Linked DNA regions of Homo sapiens: region 1 is linked to region 2. A link is a loop called in an ENCODE intact Hi-C map of the cell type or tissue named here. Cell type or tissue: CD14-positive monocyte. All regions are shown on one strand. Each heading gives the region's core, and the rest is flanking DNA. Links, peaks and the distances in the headings are about the cores only.

Region 1 (2,926 bases), core at 204-2,703, 52 kb before region 2:
ACAAGATGAGCTAGGGTGGTGTGTGTGTGTGTGAGATTGAGAGAGAGAGAGAGAGAGACAAGATCAGCTGGGGTGGTGTGTATGACAAGATGAGCTGGGGTGGTGTGTGTGTGTGAGAGAGAGAGAGACAAGATGAGCTAGGGTGGTGTGTGTGTGTGAGAGAGACACACAAGATGAGCTAGGGTGGTGTGTGTTTGACAAGATCAGCTGGGGTGGTGTGTGTGTGTGTGTTTGACAAGATCAGCTGGGGTGGTGTGTGTGTGTGTGTGACAAGGTCAGCTGGGGTGGTGTGTGTGTGACAAGATCAGCTGGGGTGGTGTGTGTGTGTGTGAGTGTGACAACATCAGCTGGGGTGGTGTGTGGGTGTGTGTGTCTGTTCCATAGCAGTGAGAGGAATCAGAGTATCTCTAAGCAGGGACCAGATTTTAGACTAACAAATCTGCACCACTTTTAGTTATATTCTCTTTTCCATTACACTAGAATCCCCACACTCTCGAACCAAGCCCAAAGTCAGACCAGAACGTCAAGAATCAGTCATCTTTTCTTAATCCCCATATACTGAAACTGTGCAAGATTTGGCTTGTGGGGTCACACCCTAAGCATTCCTCAATTCTTTCCCAGAACCTTGTGCAAAACTTTAAACAGAGGGAACAGACAAGGATACCAGGAAGACAAAAAAGAAAAGAGGAAACCTGTAATCAGCTAGAAAGAAAAGGATGATAAGTAAATATGTGTTAGCTGTACTGAGTTAAAGAAATATATTGGCTGGGCACCGTGGCTTGTGCCTGTAATCCTAGAACTATGGGAGGTCGAGGTGGGCAGATCACCTGAGGTCAGGAGTTTGAGACCAGCCTGGCCAACATGGAGAAACCCTGTCTCTACTAAAAATACAAAAATTAGCTGTGCGTGGCTGCATGCACCTGTAGTCCCATCTACTTGGGAGTCTGAGGCAGGAGAATTGCTTGAACCCAGGAGGCAGAGGTTGCAGTGAGCCAAGATTGCACCACTGCATGCCAGCCTGGGTAACATGACAGAACAAGACTCCATCTTAAAAAAAGAAAGAAAGAAAGAAATATATTGGTACAAGTTCCCAGGCCTTCCTGTTTTGGGTGGAGATGAAATAAACCTTTAGAGAGAATCTTAGCTGCAACTATGTTTGAGGCCCTTATCTGCTGGAGGAACAACAACTTAGTAGTGCTAAGGCTTGGACATTGTAGTTACTTAGTAAATATTTGTTGAAGTGAAGCATAATAAAGGTTCTGAGGGTTATATACACTCAGTGAAAATTATTTCGAGTCCCCAACTTCTATCATTTCATTACAAAAAGGAGAAGGAAACAGGGAGCAGATAGGGTTTGGCTGCTGTTGTGGAAACAGGAACTTCATGTCATATGAAGTAAGCTCTGGGACAGGAATTTTAGTAATAACGGGTTGACGCTTGGCAAGTCTGCACCTTTGTTTTCTCACTTAAAGTGAGGAGATTGTATAAGATGGAGATTTTCTAAGTGCAACTTTTGGTCTAATATAGTATGGAAAGCAAGGTCCAAAAGCTTATACTGTATAGATTTGAGTGGGAAAAAAAGCAAGCAAGCCATTTACTGAAGGCAACAGGAGCCTTCTCTGCTACATTTCAAAGAATCTTATTAAACTGAGACAGGATCCAAATGTGGATTCCTTTCTCTGGGCTCCCGACTAGGAATTGATTGCCACCACCTGTTTTTGTTCATACTATCATCTGTTATTGTCTAAAACAAATATTCTCCCTTCACTACAGTCCTCAGTTTCTCAACAACTTTCCTAACAATTCAGGAAACCAAGCACTCTTGCCAAGGACGTGGGTTCATGTAAGTTTCTTCAACCACAGCCGCCTAGGATCCTTCCCCAGGGCAGCCAAGTCTCAGGCTTCTTTTCCAGACACCTCAGTTTTCTATAACAAGGGGAATTTTTTCTTTAACCATAGAAATAAATATACCTTTATAACTTAATTTTTTTTCCTATAGGTTACGGGGGTACAGGTGTTATTTGGTTACATGAGTAAGTTCTTTAGTGGTGATTTGTGAGATTTTGGTGCACCCATCACCTGAGCAGTATACGCTGCACCCTGTTTGTAGTCTTTTATCCCTTGCCCCCTCCCACCCTTCCCCCCAAGTCCCCTAAAGCCCATTGTATCATTCTTAAGCCTTTGCGTCCTCATAGCTTAGCTTCCACATATCAGTGAGAACACAGGATGTTTGGTTTTCCATTCCTGAGTTACTTCACTTAGAATAATAGTCTTCAGTCTCATCCAGGTCATTGCAAATGCCATTAATTCATTCCTTTTTATGGCTGAGCAGTATTCCATCATATATATTATATATATATAAATATATATATTTATATATATATAAAAATATATATAAATATATATATTTATATATATAAATATAACAGTTTCTTTCTTTTTCTTTTTTTTTGAGATGGAGTCTTGCTCTCGTCGCCCAGGCTGGAGTGCAGTGGTGCGATCTCAGCTTACTGCAAACTCCGCCTCCCGGGTTCAAGCGATTCTCCTGCCTCAGCCTCCTGAGTAGCTGTGATTACAAGCACCCGCCACCATGCCTGGCTAATTTTTGTACTTTTAGGAGAGACGGGGTTTTGCCATGTTGGCCAGGCTGGTCTCAAACTCCTGACCTCAGGTGATCCGCCCACCTCGGCCTCCCAAAGTGCTGGGATTACAGGCATAAACCAGTGTGCCCAGCCTATATCACAGTTTCTTTATGCACTCGTTGATTCATGGGCATTTGGGTTGGCTCCACGATTTTGCAACTGCAAATTGTGTTGCTATAAACATGCATGTCCATGTTCTTTTTCGAATAATGACTTGTTTTCCTCTGGGTAGATACCCAGTAGTGGGATTGCTGGATCAAATTTTAGTTCTACTTTTAGCTCTT
Region 2 (2,926 bases), core at 275-2,774:
ACTAACATTAAGAGATAACCGCTATAGCACATTGGCTTAGATCCTTTCAGACATAAGCATATGTGTGTGAGGTCACGCCATAATAATGTCTTGAAATTGCCATTTTTCACTCACTGTCTTGTGTATACCTTTCCTTATCAAGAAATAATAATGTGTAAAATCATTTTCAGTGACTCAGGAAGTATTGTATTATATGTAGGTACCATTTATCTGATGAGGACGGTGTTATATTTGTTTCCAGTGTTTCCCTATTATAGAGAATGCTGTGGTAAGCTTTTTACAATTAAATCCTTAATAATTTCCTTAAGGCACATTTTTAAAAAAGGGCCTTAATGAGTCAAAGAGCATTGGAATACATCATTCGCTGATCTCATTGGGCGTGGACAGAAATAAGGAACGATTGCTTGTTTGGACTTAATTCTGACAAGTAATAAAAAATTGAAAATCATCGGAATCTTTGGAGAACGACTACATCATATTTGAGCAAGTTTGTATCTTCTAATTTAGGGAAGCAGCTTTCCAGAAATTTAGATAAAAGGAAATTAGATGTTCTAGCCTGAGTCTTTAAAGGGGAAACCAAAACATGACCACAGGGAGCCTAAGGAATAGTGCTTAACCCTGCCTGGGTCTATGGGGGTAATGAGAAGGAGGGAGAGCTAAGACGACTGGCCTAGATGTATCAGTTTAAACCACTTATTGCTATCAGTAAATAATGTACATTCCGTGCTTATTCAGATGGCTCCTATTTACTGTTCAGGCAAATCTTGTTACATGGAGTGATGTAATTTAAGGATTATGGTGTCAGCAGTTTTCATTCCCTGCCGCCCCCCACCCCAACATTTTGCATGTATTTAAACATGTTGCAGAATTGAACTTCACAATACTCATTAGTGTACCATCCACCTAGATTCTACTGTTAACATGTTACTGTGCTTATCACATATCCATTAATCCATTCTTTTTTCCACCTAATATTAATCTATTTTGTTTTGATGCATTTTAAAGTAAATTGGTAGTTTCATTTTTGAAGTTAAATCTCCTTCAGAAAGGTTCTGCTTTTTTCTTTTATATCAGTTGGCTTTGATTTCCAGATAGTATTTGTTTTGCCTTCACAAATTATTTCTGGCTTTACAACTATTAGACTACTATTCTAATTTTGATTTTATTTCCAAGTTCATACCTGCCATCTGCCATTATTTTCAGAAAGTACATTCTAGTTTGCCATGCCTGCACTCAGATTTTATACAATTGGTAACTTAAAAAAATTATCATATTTTGGTATGTATACTAATGAGGGATATTTGTTATAAGTATTAATCTGAGCTAGGTTAAAGCAGAAAAGGGAAATTTATTCTAAGAGTACAGGGGTGCCAAAGAACCCAAGGGTAAGAATGGAGCTTGGCCTCAGGATGGAATTAGAGCCAAGAACCAGAAAGCCATCAGGTTTCTTACTAGTATCACTTCTTGCTACTATTTGCTGCAGGCTTCTCTAAGTGGATCAGCTTTTTCTGCTCTTCTGTCCAAATGGTAAAATATGGCTGCCCCACTCCTTCAGGAATTCAGCCAATAGCACAGAATAATTGAACCCCTTGTTTCCAGTCCTGGGTTACATGTTTACATTGCTGCAATCAGTTATTGCCTGGAAGGAAGTGGTGGTAGTCATAGGACATAGGTAGCTGCCCAGGCAGCTAAATGAGCTGAACCAACTCTGGTTATCATGCATTTAAAGATGATACAACCAGATTATCTGCTCATTGTTTTTGATGATTCCTTCTCTATAATCCTGCTCCATGAATTATTCTATTGATTTTCCTTGAGTCATCAATCTTTTTCTCTTTGTTGATTTTTCCTGCTGCTTAAAAGCATGCTCAGATAACGTTTTGAAATTTTCCACACGTATCACTCTTTTGAAAAGGCCTTAACAGCCATGAATAACCTAATTATAAAACTTTTAGCCTCTTAACCAATTCTGGTACCTGGTAGATGTTCTTATCTCTTCTTAGCTTCCATGTTATTGCACTATTCTGTTGTTTTTTTTTTTTTTTCCCACCTTCCTGTCTTTCTGACCATGGTTTTGCTGACTTCCTTCTCTTCCTAAGCTTAAAAATCCCTAAGATTAATTTTTAGTCATTTCTTCTGCATTTTCTTCCTTAATCATTTCATCTACTTGAACTGTAATAGCTTTTACCACTGTTGGGGGAACTTTAAGTTATTATCTCTAACTCTCAACTCTCATTTTTACATTTTTAATTATTGGGTATTTCTATCTGAGTATCTTGCTGGTTTCTCCAACTCAGCATTCATGTGTAAGGTCATTATTTTAGTCTCCAATCTCAGTCCTCCACTGTTTCTCTTCACTTCCGCCATTATTTAGATGCCCAAGTCCAACAACACCTGAGTCATGAGTTCTTGCTGAGCTCCATCCCCCATCCCTTATTTGGTTCATTGACAAATCAGATGGACTCCAAGTCAGATGGACTCTATTATCGACTCTCAAGACACTTTGCTTTTCTCTCATTGCCACCAGCCTAGATGAAATCTTAATTGTCTCACTTCTAGCCTGGTCTCCCTTTCTTTTGTTTCCCGCCTTTAAATGATTCTTCATTCTATTACCAGACCAATCTTTGTTCAGAGAAAGTGTCAGTACTTGCTGCCTGCTTGTGCTGTGCTACATTCTAACATTGCAAAAATGATTGACAGTCAGTGGAGATATATAGATATATAAAAGATATGATGTAGCTGTAGTCATTGTATGCAGAAGAAAGAGCCATAAATTCTTGAAGAAGATAGGAAAAGGCTTTATAGAAGTGACTTTTAGACTGGTTGCCTCCAGGGAGAGAAGGGCATTTTAGACAGGGGATATATACAGGAAGACATAAGAGGACATGGTGTGTATAAGGAATTGTCATAACTTAATGTGTCTGGG

The links. Hi-C counts contacts between places; a loop is a spot of excess contacts. Peaks named below come from ENCODE experiments on the same cell type or tissue, not always from the same donor. Only the 100,000 strongest peaks of a DNase experiment are listed, where the experiment ranks them.
Region 1: a loop joins it to region 2, with 2.3 times the contacts of the local background. A loop is called at or near these places in 8 of 110 quality-filtered maps.

What each region holds. Positions count from the first base shown.
Region 1 is chr2:177,351,482-177,354,407 of GRCh38, forward strand. All of the region lies in intron 1 of LOC100130691 (Putative uncharacterized protein FLJ44553), which reads right to left. Among named protein-coding and RNA genes, the nearest start is that of MIR6512, 39 kb to the left of the region's middle. In CD14-positive monocyte, for the core only: no CTCF peak of the experiment used is centred there; a DNase peak (open chromatin) is centred at 1,370; H3K4me3 peaks cover 1,694 bases; H3K27ac peaks cover 1,823 bases.
Region 2 is chr2:177,403,644-177,406,569 of GRCh38, forward strand. The region is part of intron 1 of AGPS (alkylglycerone phosphate synthase); the gene reads left to right. Among named protein-coding and RNA genes, the nearest start is that of AGPS, 12 kb to the left of the region's middle. In CD14-positive monocyte, for the core only: no CTCF peak of the experiment used is centred there; no DNase peak of the experiment used is centred there; H3K27ac peaks cover 350 bases.